Regions from separate parts of the Mus musculus genome. Here region 2 is linked to region 1. A link is a loop called in an ENCODE intact Hi-C map of the cell type or tissue named here. Cell type or tissue: gastrocnemius. All regions are shown on one strand. Each heading gives the region's core, and the rest is flanking DNA. Links, peaks and the distances in the headings are about the cores only. Region 1 overlaps Zfp385b (zinc finger protein 385B). Region 2 has its middle 28 kb from the start of 4930440I19Rik.

The links. Peaks named below come from ENCODE experiments on the same cell type or tissue, not always from the same donor. Only the 100,000 strongest peaks of a DNase experiment are listed, where the experiment ranks them.
Region 2: it touches region 1 in a loop (7-fold over the local background); 15 of 42 quality-filtered maps call a loop at or near these places.

What each region holds. Positions count from the first base shown.
Region 1 is chr2:77,791,729-77,800,073 of GRCm38, reverse strand. The region is part of intron 1 of Zfp385b (zinc finger protein 385B); the gene reads left to right. Among named protein-coding and RNA genes, the nearest start is that of Zfp385b, 21 kb to the left of the region's middle. In gastrocnemius, for the core only: a CTCF peak has its summit at 3,759 (motif pointing left); DNase peaks (open chromatin) are centred at 2,642 and 3,695; H3K27ac peaks cover 346 bases.
Region 2 is chr2:78,018,590-78,026,934 of GRCm38, reverse strand. No RefSeq gene overlaps it. Among named protein-coding and RNA genes, the nearest start is that of 4930440I19Rik, 28 kb to the left of the region's middle. In gastrocnemius, for the core only: a CTCF peak has its summit at 4,758 (motif pointing right); a DNase peak (open chromatin) is centred at 4,879.

The DNA of each region.
Region 1 (8,345 bases), core at 324-8,323:
AAAGATGTAATCTTAGAAGAGAATATGTGAGACATTATCTTTTATTGTCTTTCAGAAGAGCAAGTTGACTTTGAAAAAGTTCCACTAGCCCGAAGCTTGACAACTCATGATATTGTTAAGATAACTGAGTGGAACAGGGACTATAGCGATTCATTTTGCTCTGAAAGCACCCAATGTTATGGCATAAATAAAGGGACAGTGGATAAAGTCCCTGCATTTCTTTGGCAGTATCTAGGACCCTCTAGTGATCACTCTTATGTGAGTCTGAAGAGGCCATGTGTGCACATGGTGTTTTGCACATACATGCCAGGACAATGGAAGATGATCCACAGATCCTCAAGAACATAGCATAATAAACTAGGATGCCTGTGATCCAGATAAACCTTTTATAGGGGAAGGAACTGCATCATGCCCTTTGGATGACAGCCTGATCAGTGATCTCTGGTTCCATCAATTTAGGGGCACTTGCTCTCAGGTTTACAGGTAAAATAACATTTTTATTCTGTGTGAGGACCCTCAGTCAATCTGCCTCACTAACCACAGCCTAGTTTTGGTTGAAAATTTTTATTTCTTGAGGCTGTCTTTATATTATGCCACATTGTGTACCACTGGATAAATATTAGTTTTTATTTTGTATTCTTGTTGCATTCTCTCTGATCACATTGTTTACCAAACAAGGGAACTGGAACAGGCTGTGTGTTTAAGTAAATCTGTGTCAATGATTTTCTGTAGGGTATACTATATAGAAACCGTTTGAGAGTGGATATACTGATCCATTCTTCTGACCATGAAATACTCATGATATTGATAAATTGTGCTGTGTTGTTTCAGGCCATTGATGAGTTGGCTCTGGAAGCAGGCTTGGCTCCCGCAATTCAGACTCAGATATCTTTGTCTCAAAGTGTCTTCCTAACTAAAAAAGGGAGGGAAGGGAATAGTGAAACATGCCAAGAGTAATAACATTGTGTTCTTGGGAACAGCTAGATAGTAAGCCATTTCCAACAGAGGTAACTGTTATGTATTCCATGATGTAAAAATGCTTGCAGTGAGAACAGGGAGAGATGGGAGGTCAGCCATGGGAAGCTCATCTGTGGAGAGATCGTCAGACACTCCACCTGACTGCCTCGGCTACCAGATGCTTGTAAGCCGCAAAATTGATGGCGTTACCCTTGTTCACCCGGTCTTCTCTAGTTATCTGCTGGGTGCTGTGAGCTGATCTGATAATGTTTATGCTATCTCCTAGTTGTTATTTGTTCCTTCACTTTTGCTTGCTACGTACTTAAGACCTTGACTTGTTCAAAACCAGAAGTACGACTATCATAGGCCTCTCTCCAGACTGTACCAAAGAGCACCTTGAAACATTGCCACCTTCAGAATTTGGGGATAGTTTCTGTGATGAGGTGATCAGTTGCATCAGAGATTCTCTTTATGTATAGTGAGTGTCCAGACTCCCCATAGAAGGAAGGAAGATCCCAAGTAGATCCGGATGTCACCAAGACAAGGTCACAGAGAAAGATGATGAAGTAGCTAAAGTCTGGAAAATGGTTCTTCAAGTTCAGTTGTTTATAGACATGACCACTCATAAGGTAGTTATTATTTTACACAGTGCTGAGTGTATTAGGTTTTCATGTACATTCTGAGAATGATGAAATTCGAGATCAGTAGTGGTAGCATTTTTTTCTCAGCCCATTGTTAAACATGCTTTGTGTGTTTGCATGCCTACAGAGTCAGACTGATTCACTGCGCTTCGTCTTACGCTGTTAGTAAGCCAAACGGTTTTACTCCTTATTAAAACGGTTCCTCTGGCTGAGCAGTTACGATGTGTTTATCTTCCACTTTCCTTCTCTTTGGTTCCAAACCTGCAGAGATAATAACAGCAGTAGTGAACAGAGGCCATGAGATGCCTAACTGTGTATGCTGGTATTTTAAACATTTAACATGAATCATTTGATAACATGTTAGACAGTGTCAACACCACCATTTACAGGTAGTGAAATGGATGCTTCCATTCTTGAGGAATTTTAAGTTATAAAAATATAATACCTGCCAGGACACAGTCTTGAACTTGAGGCTCACTGATTCTGAAAACTGTAAAGAAAGAGCAGAAAGGAATTTTGAGGTCAGATATTCCAAATTATTATTTTTATAGTTGAAAGCACAGACCAAAGAAATGTAAAAGTCCTCATTGGTGGGTCACACAGGTAGCCAATGCAAGAGGCAGTTTCAGTTGGTTATTTTCAAGGAGTGAGAAGCCATTTCAGCCCATCTAAGTGGCCAACTAGGACTAGGTGTTTCCTCTGGATCTATCTCCCATAACAAGGACTTGGAGCGCATTGTACAGAATTCTGAAATAGCTCCCAGCAGAGTACTGTCTCCTCGTTGGAGGTTAAGAGGAATTTGTGTAGCTAGGAAAACAGTACAAAAGCTGCTCTATGTAGAGCTGTTATGTTCCTGGCTGTTTGGTTCTAGTCAGACTTCCACAAAGCAAGTCCTGCTAGGGAATTTTCCATGTCTCCGGGACTCCTGGTCCCTTTAAAGTGGACCACATCCAGGGTGAAGCCAGCCCGCTCCCTTTGTTCTTTTCTTAGTCCACACTCCATGTCCTCCCTCGATGTGGAAGGTAGATTGAGTTTGACAGATGGAGAATCAGCAGCAGTCTTGATACTGACTGCCAAATGGGACCAGGGAGGAGCTGTTCTGATGGGCCGTGGCAGTGAACTGAAGGACAAGAGACATATGCACGGATGGAGACAATGGATGTTGAGCCTCTTGAGGGCATATCAGTATGTCCTGTCACTGAATGAATGCATTCACAGTTTAGAGAACAACTTGATGAGCAAGATGCCCCTACCTAATAGTTACCTCTATGGGATATCAATCAATCAGCCAGTCATCTGTCTAGCCGTAAAGTGAATAGCTCAGGCAGTATTTAATTTGTAAAGTAGTTCTTCAACATACATGCATTTCCTAGTTACACTTTTATTATTACTAGTGCCTTCTGATCCAAGCACCAGACTTATTCAGTAAAAGTGTGAAGAAGCTGTCGTTCAGAGAGATACCAGGCAGGTAGAGTGCTTATTTTGTTTGTTTGTTTGTTTAGTGATGTGGCTGTGTTTTATGCTTTGTCCTTTCCCAACAAGTAGCTAGGCCTCCCAACCTCTGCTTGCCTCAGGGAGTAGGTTCGTCACTGAGAAGAAGCCCAGGTTGCCCGCACTGGAAGAGGCTGGCTGTAACATTCTAGGGTCCTTGGAAGGAATTATCTGCACAGGAACCTTTGGGAAAAACGACAGAGTCCATCCAGACATGTTCCCTTCTACTGTTAGTGGATCCTTTAAGGTACCCCAGTACTGGGAAACGACTTGAGTTTGGGGACGTGGGGCTAGACAGAGAATGAAACGCCTTAGAAGACTGTGGGTCCCTGTCCTTCGTAGAGAATTCCAAAGCACGCCCTTCAGGACTGTCAACACCAACATCTAGAGAGAATTCCATGCCATCAGCTTGCTCTTAAAAATCAAAATCAGAGCAAATTTTGCAGCTTAAAAATTTGAATCAGAGGACCGCTTTAAGGACTTTTCACTGGCAGACAATGGAGAAGAGCTTTCCAAGGTGAGATTGTCAGTCAAACTGTGATGTTGCCAGCCCCACAGTGCCAACCCATGTTCCTGGGCATGGACCATAAATGTATCCCGAGGTCCCTGTAAGCAGATGGAGGGAGGGGCAAGGGCTGCACTCGGGGAGCCTTGACTGCCACCTGGTGGAGTTTCTTTGGCCCAGTGACTTTCAAAGAAGCATTGAAAAGCTTCCACATAAAAATCTACACAAAAGCACAAAGTCTAAAATAGACAACACAGAAGCAGGCCACAGAGTCTTATGCTGGGCCCTCCTCACATACCTTGTATTCTTTACGTGTCTGTGGGACCATGGCTCTCTAGACAGTAGAAAACCCCTTTCTGGTTAGTTTTCACTTCAAACAACCCCAGCGGTGGCAGTATGAAGGCACACTAAGCGGGCAGAGACAGGGAAGTTGTACAGGGCGCAAAGAAACAAAGTGTACTGGAGATAAATTCCTGAACACAAGTTGTTATATAAAAATAACTTATCTACATTCCATGAGTTTCTGTTTCGGCTGTGAACCTCCTTTGAATTGAGGCTGAAAATTGATTTATAATTCATTGTCACACTCCCCTATGACTTAGATTTAATCCCAGGGGATTGTATAGATAGTAAAGGCCACCTAATTATTCAAAACGTAATTACATATTTACTCATTTAATTGCCATGGTAATCCTACTGCTGTTATCTCCATCTTAGAGATCTGGGGGAACTGAGAGCCAGAGAGTTGAGTCATGTCCAGCAGTTGAACCTGAGTGGCTTGGCTTCCAGTCCTCCCTAGTTCTGAGCTTGTTTTCTTTTCTGACATCTGCATTGTCAGGGCACCTGCCGGAGAGCACTGTTTGTCCTTGAGATGACTTTTGCCACCGAGGTTCTGCGTCGTTTCTCATTGGCCTCTAGGACATCATCCATCTGGTCGCTCTGGACTCATTCAGCTTCTCACATCTCACATCTAGGATCTCTCTGGGGCTGTCTATGGCTACTTAAACCAGTGGGTGTTAGCAGGGGATTTTCCTGGAGGAGACATTTGATCAATGCCTAGAAATATTTCTGGTTTTCACAGCTGGGGGTCTGGAGAGGAATGCATTCTAGACACCTGATAGACAGAGGCAAGGATGCTGGTGAACATACCACCACATACAAACAGCAGCCCCATAACAAGAATTATCCAGACCAGAAATGTCAGCGTGCCAGTATTGAGGAATGTTGCATAAACATGGGGTTGTATTTCCACAGTTTGAGTTGCAATGTGCTGTTTTCCCAGGGCTCTAACTTGCTGGAAGTCATAGGTTCTCTTGGTTGGTAGGTCCCTATCAAGACATCTAGGGCTCCAGTTGCTTTTCTTCCTATCAAGGCTCAGTGCATGGTTGTGGACAGCTGGACATAAGGCCCTTCCTGGATTAGAATTCTCCGTGTTTGATCAACAACCCCTGTGCCCTGATACCTCTTCCTTATGTCAAGATGGAGTATGCAAAGGTTTGCTCCAGTCAGGTGCCCATGAATTCCCTGTCCTAATGTTTGAAATTCCCACCAAAAGAATTGATCTCTTTCCCCCGCCCCCTTTGTGCTATCCAAACCATTTCCTGGAGCAGCAAATATAAAAAAAGTCTACGCTGGAGAGCACTGTTTGTCCTTGCGATGATTATTGCAACTGAGGTTTTGTTTTGCTTTGTTTCTTATTGGTCTCTAGGATATCACCTATTTTGTCAAAGAGCAAAGTTTTAAGGAAATTAGAGAAAACCCTGAGATTGCTTACGCCAGCATTTTGCATACTGTTTTGAGAGGGAATCACTGTTTTCCAACATGTTTTCTACAAATCAGGGTCACTTGTTGAATTCGGCCCGCCCTCCCTCAGAACTTACAATTCACATGAGAATTCTTAGAAGCTCAGGAAAATAAGCTTCTTAAAGTTGCATATCCCAGGGTCTTACAGGGGTATTTGGCAAGAAGCCTTCCTTTTTCACAGAATCCTCCAAGAACAGTTTCTGCCTAGTTTGGAAATTATGGTCTGCAGGATAAATGTAACCTTTATCAACTCATTGTCAGGAAGAGGAGGAAACACTCTCAAGTTATTGAAAGTCAGATTCAATAGTGCTGGGTGAATGATGGGTTACGGCAGCAAGAAATCAAGAGAAATCAATGGGACAGTATAGAAACCTCAAAATTGGAGGAGAAAATTTCATATCCCTCCTTCTATATCACAAAGTATAGGGCACCAGGGATTGAAACAGTGAAAGCCACAGAGTGTTGCTACTGAGTTTCTCTCTCTCCTGGGTTATTGCAACGACTTTCTAAATGGTCTCCCGTTTTCACTCTTTACTTCATCAGCCGATCTCAGCTCTGCAGTGTTACCAAAAATATGTTTCTAAAGGAAAACTCGATCATGAGATTGCTCTGATCAAACAGCTCAGATGGTTCAAGTTTTCCCACAGACAATCCAGACTCTTTTGCAGAGGGCTCAGAGCCTCTTGTCAGAATTGTCCTGAATATGGATGTAGCTTGATGTGATGAGAAATAAGTGGCTCTTCCTTAGCAAGATCGTGCCATGCTCAGCCAACATCGATGTGCCCTAAAGGACTCATGGCACAATGCAGGCAGTACTGGGGCACCTGCTTCCAACCTATGTGAATTCTCTTGATGCTTCAAAATACGTTGAAGGGAGCTAGAGAGATAGTTCAGCAGGTAAGAGCTCTGGCTGCTCTTGCACGGTGCCTGAATTCCGTTCCCAGTACCCTCATGGCAGTTACCAGCTGCCTGTAATTCCCGCCCCAGGTTCCTGGATGCCTTCTTCTGGCCTCCATAGGTATCAGGGGCACACACCAGTTTCTGCTTGTGTGGATAACTTCAGTCGGATCTTCTGGGTCTGTACTCACTTCTTCCTGTCGTCTGCTGGGCTGAGAGTTCAGTCCGCCACCTAACTCTCCTACCCTCTCCCTCCAGTTTAGTCGTAGTTAAAGGTAAATTTGGCAGGAGATAGGAAGGCAGAAGAGATTAAGATCAGGGTGTTAGTTCCCTCGATCTTTCTCTAGAAACACCGAGGGCTCTCTTGGCTCCTGTGAATGTCACTGCACCCTGCAAGGCAAGGTGGTGTCCTCCCATTTGCCTTCTGTCTTCGTTTTGGGTCAGGGCAGTTGCTCCTGGAGCATCCCTGTGTTTCTTCCACATCCTGATTGTGTACCTGTACGTAGTCACTTAGAAACAAACCTTTTCCAATTCTCCCAACTCAGAACTTATATTTCTTTCCAATTTGGGACCCTAACCGACACAGTTGGCCAACCAAAACAGAACTTTTAGTGCCCGCAAACGACCAAGATTTAAATGAGAAACAATTGAACTGAGCACAAAATATCTGTTTTGTATTTTGCCTAATATTTCAAACATCATGAAACTACAAAATGTAATGTTACATTGAAAAGTAACTTTAAATAAGGGCACTATTCATTTTTCTAATGTGGTCCATTGACTGGGAAATATTTCAATTCATTTTTGAATAAAAATTAATGAGAGAAGGGAGGAGCTCCACCTGCACACGGTCCTCTCTGGTGATGTCACAGGGTCTCGAGCTTTGGCTTGATCATCTAATAAAACAAAGTGAACTTTTAAGGGTACGCCAGACCCTCTGAGAAGGCTACCCCTAAGCAGTTCTCTTCTGGAGTCCGATGTGACTTCATGAAAACTCTGCAGAAAGAATCCAGGTAGGAGTTCTGTGTATTTTCTCTTTAGCCTTTTTCTAGTATCCAGTCAGTATTCTTTAGGTTGGCACAGGTTTGTGACACGAAAGCCAAAAGACCATGTTCTAGACTGCTGTTTATAGTAATTTCCATCTCTTCATTATTGGTTCAAATTATACCCCCCAAACATGCATATTTGATAATTAGTGAATCTCAGTTTTTATGACTCTAGTCCTATAAAACATTCCCAATAATAGATTTTTTTTTCAGAGATGCATAAATAGTACTCAAATATGACAGACAAGAAAGACTGATATTTCTGATGTATTATTATCTGTGTGTGTTTGGGGGTGGGGGCTCATGTGGGTATGAACACATTTTGTGTGGGTTATACACACACACACACACACACACACACACACACATACATACATACATACACATATACATAGATTCATGTAAGTGTACACTTGTGTATGTATATTCTCCTAGTCTGACTGGCTAGCAAACCCAGAGATCTTCCTGTCTCTACCTCCCCAGCACTGAGATGGCAGGCATGTGCCTCCAAACATATATGTTGGTGACTCTAACTTCCAGTTTCTCGTGCTTGTGTGGAAAGCACCTTATTAGACTGAGCAGTTTTTTCAGTCTCACTTTTAGTATTCTTATTAGCCATCATTTGCTTGTAGATCTAACTGTAAATAATCCCTGATCTTTATTTCTCTGAGTCCAAGGTTCTTTCCTTTTCCCTAGGACCATATTTTGGAAAGGCAGCGTGATATGCACGTCCTCTGGCTTGGCGAAGGGGGGGAAGGATCCCTGTGTATTGGTAACGACACTGGGCAGAGGGATAGCAAAGGAAGGCAGCCCCCACTACTTGGTTACCATGAGGCAGGCAGGGTGAGCAGACTTGCTGAGGCGCCATGGTTGCATGATTAGGAAAGGTCCAGATGACCTGAATATGTGGCTCTTACTCTGTGGTGCCTTTGAACCTTCTCTTGTTACCAGTGCATAGGGTAAAGATTGGAAAATGGGCTGGGGAACCCTGGCCTGTGTGAGCAG
Region 2 (8,345 bases), core at 147-8,146, 230 kb before region 1:
TATGCCTGCCTCTATAAATTAGCTTTGGAATACAACATCAATGAAATATTTTTGGTGCTCTTAATGCAGCCCTTGCTTGATTGTGAAATCCAAACTTGCCCACCATAGTCCAAACCACATAGACAAAAGTACACTGTGTTTTTATAATATAAACGATGAGTCCAAAATATGTGACCTTCCTATTAGGCTGCAAAAATTAAAGTGTATTATTGCTTTAAGTTGGAAAAATATGTTACAGCTTATATCGTTACTGATTCTAACTTATATTACATAATTACAAACAAAGTCTCCAGCTCAATGCCTCAGACTAGTCCAGAGGCTGAGTGCTATTGTAGGGTTGAGTATATGTATACGTAGGATTGTACTTGACAGGGAAGTAGAGTGGGGAAGGAAGTGGACAGCAGTCAGTGGTATTAACGGTAAGGAAATATTCTCAAGATTGCAGGACTGACTTAGTAGTCAAGTTGCCTGAGTTCAGAATCAAGAATTGTGAGGCAGTGGACCATGAGAGGAAACCTGGTAAGGTTGGAGCCCCTGAACTCAAACAGGCAGAAGGAGCTTCACCTGCTCCAAACACTAGGCCCCTGTCACGCAGTCATAGCCTCCCCAAACCCACCAAAGAGAATTGTGACTATCAGCCACATAGGGGCAGGGCCCCCAAACCCCGCCACATGTAGATGAGGCACCCTTAAGATCTCAGACAAAGTCAACAGGAAACACCACACCAGCTGTCAGACCCCAACCCATCCCAAAACTATATATATACAATCCTATCCAGAAGGAATAAAGATGTGTGAGAATTACTCCATCGCCTAAGAGCATCCGTCTGTCCTGTAAGAGCTGTAACACTTCCTGGGGAAAGAACGCTTTCGATGCTAGAAGCTCCCCTGCACCTCTGCTTACTAGCTGAGCCCTCTACCAGCTCCGGAGGCTCAGTGCAGCAGGACAGCAGCAGCACCAGAGCAGCTGCAGCAATTGCACTTCCCCCTCGCTGGAACTGCCTGGACCAGAAATCTCGGCAGAGAGTGTTGGGCGCACAGACCGGCAAGCAATCAGACAAATGCACTCTGCAGTCGCTGGTAAATGTTTGTTATCCTTGAGTCTCAATAGTCTCAGAAATATAAACGATAACACGGGTGATTTTTCTTTTCCATTTTAATGTTTTTAAGACAAAGTGAACATACGGTGTATGTGCTAGAATTGTGAATCTCTGCTATATCTTTCCAAGTTGGGTAAAATATAGATAAGATTGGAAAGGCCAATTTAATGTAATCGGATGCCTCAACATATATTTGAAAGCATCATGTTCATAAGTTAATAATTGTTCATTGGGTTCCTGTCAGGTGGCAAGCGCAGCACAGGACACTAAATTGTAAGGAAAAGTCTAAGTACAACCTGGAACAAAAAAGCAGAATGGGAAATGAAGAGATTGAAGGTTTGGGTGTTCAAACCTGCATCACATCACAGAGCAAGACAAGAAAAGCCTGCTCTTTAGGTTGGGGCTTATTGAAATAAGAACAATATTCATAACCTACTGTGATATGACCTTAGTGATACACAAAAGAATAACTTTCATTTTACTGAGTGTAATTACATATTTTATATCCAATAAGGTAAAAGATAATATGTAAATATAAAGGTGTGTGAATCTGTGTGTGTTTCATGCAGTAGCTATGCTTTTAGAGGTACTATTGTTTAAGCCAGAGCAGCATAAAGCAAGTAAGTTAAGTTCAATTCCAAGAACTCTTACATAGTAATGGCCACTAGCTGTGGAGACCAAAAATCATGGGGACAGCATTAAAGGGACTAAAGATGAGAAAATATAAAAGTAGATAAGCCTGAGGTATTTGGGCTGCCACATTCCCGAGTTTATGATTTCCTCTAAGATTGTATAATGTTTAAAGTCTTAGACTAGAGAAAAATAGATCATCTATAGAGTAGAGATTTCAGAAGTACCCATACTCATGATCAGTAAATACTGTATAAATGTATGAAATTTTCAAAATTAAAAAAATTATTCATAAAAGAATGATTAGCCTAGAAAGGAAAAGGCTCTGCCCTTTCCACAACGGAAGTGGTTCAGTTTAGTCAGTCTGTCACGAAGACCCTGGTTGGCCCTGCTGGGGAATAGTGTTAAATCAGCGACTCAGTGCTGATTCCTTCTGATGGAAACTTTCAATTAGCAGCCATAGTCAGGTCAGCCTCATGTGGTTGGGTCGAAGCCTAAGTCCCTTTGTGATTAGCTTCAATGGTCAACTTGACATGATCTAGAGTCTAGTTTCAGTGAGGAACCTTCTAGATCCGGTTGACCTGCAGACATGTCTTGGGAGGTGGGGGTATCTTGATTAATTTATGTGGAAGACCAAGCTCGTCACAGATGTCTCTGGGTTTGGGTCCTGGAGTATGTAAGAATGAATGGAGAGTAAGAACGGAATGCTAAGTATGCATGTGTGTATTAATTCTCAGCTTTCCTCTGACAGTGGAAGTTTCTGCTTCAAGTTCCTGTCTTGACTTTCCCACAATGATGGACTGCAATGTGGGATTGTAAGCCAAACAAACCCTTTCTCAAAACAAAATAAACAAATTTAAAAAAAAAATTATCCAGTCTATCCATCCATGGGCCTTGGAAGATGATTCTGTGGATAAAATGATTCCCTTGACAATGTGAGGGTCAGAGTTCAGATCTCCAGCCACCATGTAAATCCCAGGTGTGTGTGGCACTCCGTGGGCAAATCTAGTGCTGAGAAGGCAGAAATGAGCATCTCCCTGAGCAAACTGGCAAATTATATCAGCTATGGCAGTAAGCTTTGGTTCATTTGAGATGGCCTCAATAAATGAGGAAAAGAGCAGTCCATCTCAACATCAGCCTCCACACTCACATGTCCAAATATATCTGCATACCCACAGATGTGCAGACACATATTAGTGCAATATGTGTGTATATATATACATATATAATGTATATATGATGTATGCCATATGCATATATATATAATAATGATACAATATATGATGCAATGCCTCTACCTCCTGAGTGCTGAGATTAAAGACGTGTACACACACCACCATGCCTGGCTTCTAAATTATTTCTTAAACTCAAATGATTTCTGCAAACTATGAAATATATTTTAATAAGAAAATTCCATTAAATACACATATGGATATACACATATATACATATATTCATATATGCAAAAATACACATGTTCACATATGCATATATTCATAAAAGGGTTCATAAAAGGGTTGTACTGACGGTCAAGGTATACTGTGTGTAAAATAGCTAGTGTATTATCAGTGGGGAAAAGCAGAAAAGAATAAGTAGATCTCACATATTTTCTCAGAAAATAATATATTTGCTCATATGTATGCAAATATGTATAAATAGATAGAAAATTGACTGGAAAATATACACCACAGTAAAAGTTATTATTATGGGTGAGGAGAATGAGATTTGAGTAAAACTTACTTTTTATCTTTTTCCTATATTGTTTAATATTTTAATGCCGGGAGTTCATTCCAGTAAAACAAGCATACAAGAAATAAAATGCTTGAGTGATATAATACTATATCAATTTATCATTTCTGCATAATGTGTAGATGTAGTTCTCTCTGAATTATTCTTTATTTCTTTTTCCACGACAGGATTTCTTTGTGTAACAGCATGAGCTGTTCTGGAACTCACTCTGTAGACCAAGTTGGCCTTGAACCTTTGCCTCTGCCTCCTGAGTGCTGAGATTAAAGGCATACACCACCATGCCCAGCTTCTAACTTATTTTTTAAACTCAAATGATTTCTGCAAATATGCCCTTAGCTTGGCACTATTGCACCACACCTGCTGAGGGCACAAATTGTACACACCAAATGGCGTGAACAATCTAATGTTGTTCCACTAGACAAAGAAATCTGTGTGGCATCTGGAGTTATCACACTGAAGATGTCTTCATTAGTTTGATTGATAAGTGACTTGGTAGCCCCAGTTCTGCAATGTGAGCATCTGTGTGCTCCCTGTGTCTTTCCAAATAGAAGCTCTTCACCCTAAAACCAGAAGCGCTGCGCTGTATTTAGACACACCCTTCTAATATTTAGATGTCTAATCAGGCCTTAGTCATTTGGTTAAGTTGGTTGTTTGGTTGGTTGGTTGATTGGCTGCGTTTGGTTTGGTTGGATTTTCAAGACAGAGTTTCTCTGTGTACCTTTGACTGCCCTAGAACTTGCTCTGTAGACCAGGCTGGCCTTGAACTCACAGAGATCCACGTGCCTCTGCCTCTCAAGTCCTGGGATTAGAGGTGTGTGCCACCATTGTGTCAGCTCAGGCTTTCTAATTATATTCATTTGGATCAGTTACTAAACTTTCCTAATGTTTTTTTTTTCTTTAAACTACAAAGAACAGCCACACTTTGCCTCAGTTGGTATGAAGAGCAAATAAGGTCACATGTGAAGACATTTTCTTTCATGTGAAAAGCACTCTATAAAATCAACTATTATGGATGGGATTTTTCCTGATGGAATTATGTGAGAATATTAAAGCAAAGACCCTAAGGAGATTTGCCAATATAAAGCTTTTTAAAAATGCAACATATATGTTATTCCCTGTATGGCTGTATAAAATAGTCATTCTGTCCCCTTTCCTATTGTTACTAATTAGCATGTAAACTACTGTATACACTCAGCATCATTTTGTGTCATTTTAAGCAAAATTCACTATATTTAAGGAAGATTCTGAATTTCCAAACTTTTCTTCACCTGATTGACTAGAATATAATATCATACCACAAGGGGTCAGTATTTCTTTTTGAAATTCCTCGGCCCTAAGCCCTCAATATGCTGGGATAAAGCGATGCGGCATCCCTTCTCAGGTCTAGATTCCAGGGACTTAGCATCCATGTCAAGACCAGCTCACAACCACTGGGGTGGGGGATCATGGCATTACACCTCTGAAAACACTCAAATAATTCCCCAAACAAGGTCACCGGGTAAAACGGCTGGAGGGATGTATTGTTGCCAACAGAATGGAAAAACAAAACAAAACAAAACAAAACAAATACATGGTTCTGGCTCTGGTTACCAAAGCTGTCTTGGTGTTATAAGCAGGTCAGAGAACACATTGCTGTTGTAACAACAGCAGCAATTAGTGGGTGTGAGAGAAACAAGACTAAGTGTTACTTCACCACCCTAATAGGGTCCATTTGGGAAATGTCAAGTAAAGAAAATCGTTGTCTCCTTGGAAACAGACAGCAGGAATCCTTTCCCAAGTGCTCCCCACTCCATGCTTACAGTACTGACTTATAGGAACTTCAGTTTAAAAGTACAGATGCAATAGATATATAACTCCATAGTTCTTTATATGATGGTGCTAATGACTTCTTATTCAGGGGTCAATTCAGAGGTCAGTAGGGATACCCGCTCTAAGGCTGAAAGAGTAAATACAGAAGACATAGCAGCAGCATGAGTCAAGCCTATCAATAACAGAAATGAGACAAAGCATAAGTCAGAGGGCAAAGTAGACTAACCTCCTTGGGGAAATGACATTCTCCCTTTGCCAAACACATTAAGTCACAGTTAGCTCATTATTTACACCTAGATAGGTTGTAGTCCTGAAACGCAATTAGATAAACAGCGAGGGCTGAGATGGAGCCAAAATTAAACTCCAAAAGACTAAGTCCAGAGCCAGGGCAACATCTGCAAGCAGGGTCCACTGCTCCCTGCAGGGCTAGGTCTAGACTACAATTCAAGATGCATGTTCAAATATTCCACAACTATTGCCCTAGGGCTGGGGAAACTGCATGGTTTGAGGGGGGAAGGGGGGTCTCAAGATCCTCTACACTCTAACCCAGCTTCTACCACCTCCAAAGGAAGGGAACTTGACTGAAAACTATGGAAGACTATTTCATTTTATAATCTAGGAAAACATTGAGAAAGCTCTATCAGTTTGATGCAAAGTCTATTTTTAGATACCTTCTATCCATGGCTGCTTGTTTCTCAAAGACATGCAGGAAACCACAGGTGTTTAAATTAATTTTTTTTTGTTCATGTGTTGGTTTGGATGGTTGAGACAGAGTCTTACTATGTAGCCATGGCTGTTCTGGAACTCACTGTGTAAGCCATGCTGACCTCAAACTTACAGAGATCTGGCATTAAATTCGGAGTTTTGCGTGGAGAGCTTTTGGGGGCCCACTTGGCAGGAAATTGACATTGGGCCAGGACAAGGAAATGGACTTCAGGCAGGAATTTGACATTGGGCCAGGACAGGGAAGTAAGATCAGGCAGGAATCTGATTTTAGCCTAGAACAAAGAAGTAGGCTTCAGGTAAGAATATGACTTTGGGTTATGACAGGAAAGTAGGCTCAGATAGCTTGATAAGTAAGCCCTTAGAAGCAATGATCGCTGGACTTTGTTTATTGTCTTGTTTGTTCCTTGACTATTTGTGTTTATTACCTTGCTTGTTCCTTAACCTAGAACTGAACTTATTACGATCATGTATCAAAATGGTATAAAAGCATACTAGGGAAAAATAAACCTGCTTCAGCCTCAGAACTGGTTAGGGTCAGTTCTAGCTGCTCCAATCTTTATTACATAGAGAAAGAAAAGGCTTCTACCCTTTTAATGCTAAGTGAATTAAACCCATGTTTGAAAGAAAAAAAGCTTTGTTTATTTTAATAAAACTAAACCTGCCTTGTCCTTATCATAGGACCTGTTCTGTCCCATGGTAAGGAGAAGCCTGCCTGCTCCTTCGGCTCTGTGACATCTTTTTTCCTCTTTCCCTCTGCATTCTGAACTTTGCTCTCTTAGTATTTTATGTTACCTATAATTTCTAAGTTATTCCACTCTGCATTTTCCTTCTAATCTAAAAAGTGTTCTGTCTTAAAACTTCTCCTCAGCTCAGTTCTTCTCACCTCCGCTCCCCTCATCTCAGTTCCTCAAATCTGACTCTTCTCTTTGTCCTCAGCCCTTAAACATCATTCAGAATGCGTGATCACATGTTAAAAAGTTCTTCAAAAGTTCACACAGAAAATCAAATCATAAATTGAAATAGAAGTTTACACCAGAGAATGTTTGCATGCATATCCATTAGGAGTAATTATCTGGCTAAACACCCATCACTTGTCTCAGCTCCACAGGTTCACTGAAGGTTTAAAACCATAACTAAGTTATAAGTGAAGTTTTTTTTTTTCCATTTTTTATTAGGTATTTAACTCATTTACATTTCCAATGCTATACCAAAAGTCCCCCATATCCACCCACCCCCACTCCCCTGCCCACCCACTCCCCCTTTTTGGCCCTGGTATTCCCCTGTACTGGGGCATATAAAGTTTGCAAGTCCAATGGGCCTCTCTTTCCAGTGATGGCCGACTAGGCCATCTTTTGATATATATGCAGCTAGAGTCAAGAGCTCCGGGGTACTGGTTAGCTCATAATGTTGTTCCACCTATAGGGTTGCAGATCCCTTTAGCTCCTTGGCTACTTTCTCTAGCTCCTCCATTGGGAGCCCTATGATCCATCCATTAGCTGACTGTGAGCATCCACTTCTGTGTTTGCTGGGCCCCGGCATAGTCTCACAAGAGACAGCTACATCTGCGTCCTTTCAATAAAATCTTGCTAGTGTATGCAATGGTGTCAGCGTTTGGATGCTGATTATGGGGTGGATCCCTGGCTATGGCAGTCTCTACATGGTCCATCCTTTCATCTCAGCTCCAAACTCCGTCTCTGTAACTCCTTCCATGGGTGTTTTGTTCCCAAATCTAAGGAGGGGCATAGTGTCCACACTTCAGTCTTCATTCTCCTTGAGTTTCATGTGTTTAGCAAATTATATCTTATATCTTGGGTATCCTAGGTTTGGGGCTAATATCCACTTATCAGTGAATACATATTGTGTGAGTTTCTTTGTGAATGTGTTACCTCACTCAGGATGATGCCCTCCAGGTCCATCCATTTGGCTAGGAATTTCATAAATTCATTCTTTTTAATAGCTGAGTAGTACTCCATTGTGTAGATGTACCACATTTTCTGTATCCATTCCTCTGTTGAGGGGCATCTAGGTTCTTTCCAGCTTCTGGCTATTATAAATAAGGCTGCTATGAACATAGTGGAGCATGTGTCCTTCTTACCTGTTGGGGCATCTTCTGGATATATGCCCAGGAGAGGTATTGCTGGATCCTCCGGTAGTACTATGTCCAGTTTTCTGAGGAACCGCCAGACTGATTTCCAGAGTGGTTGTACAAGCCTGCACTCCCACCAACAATGGAGGAGTGTTCCTCTTTCTCCACATCCTCGCCAGCATCTGCTGTCACCTGAATTTTTGATCTTAGCCATTCTGACTGGTGTGAGGTGGAATCTCAGGGTTG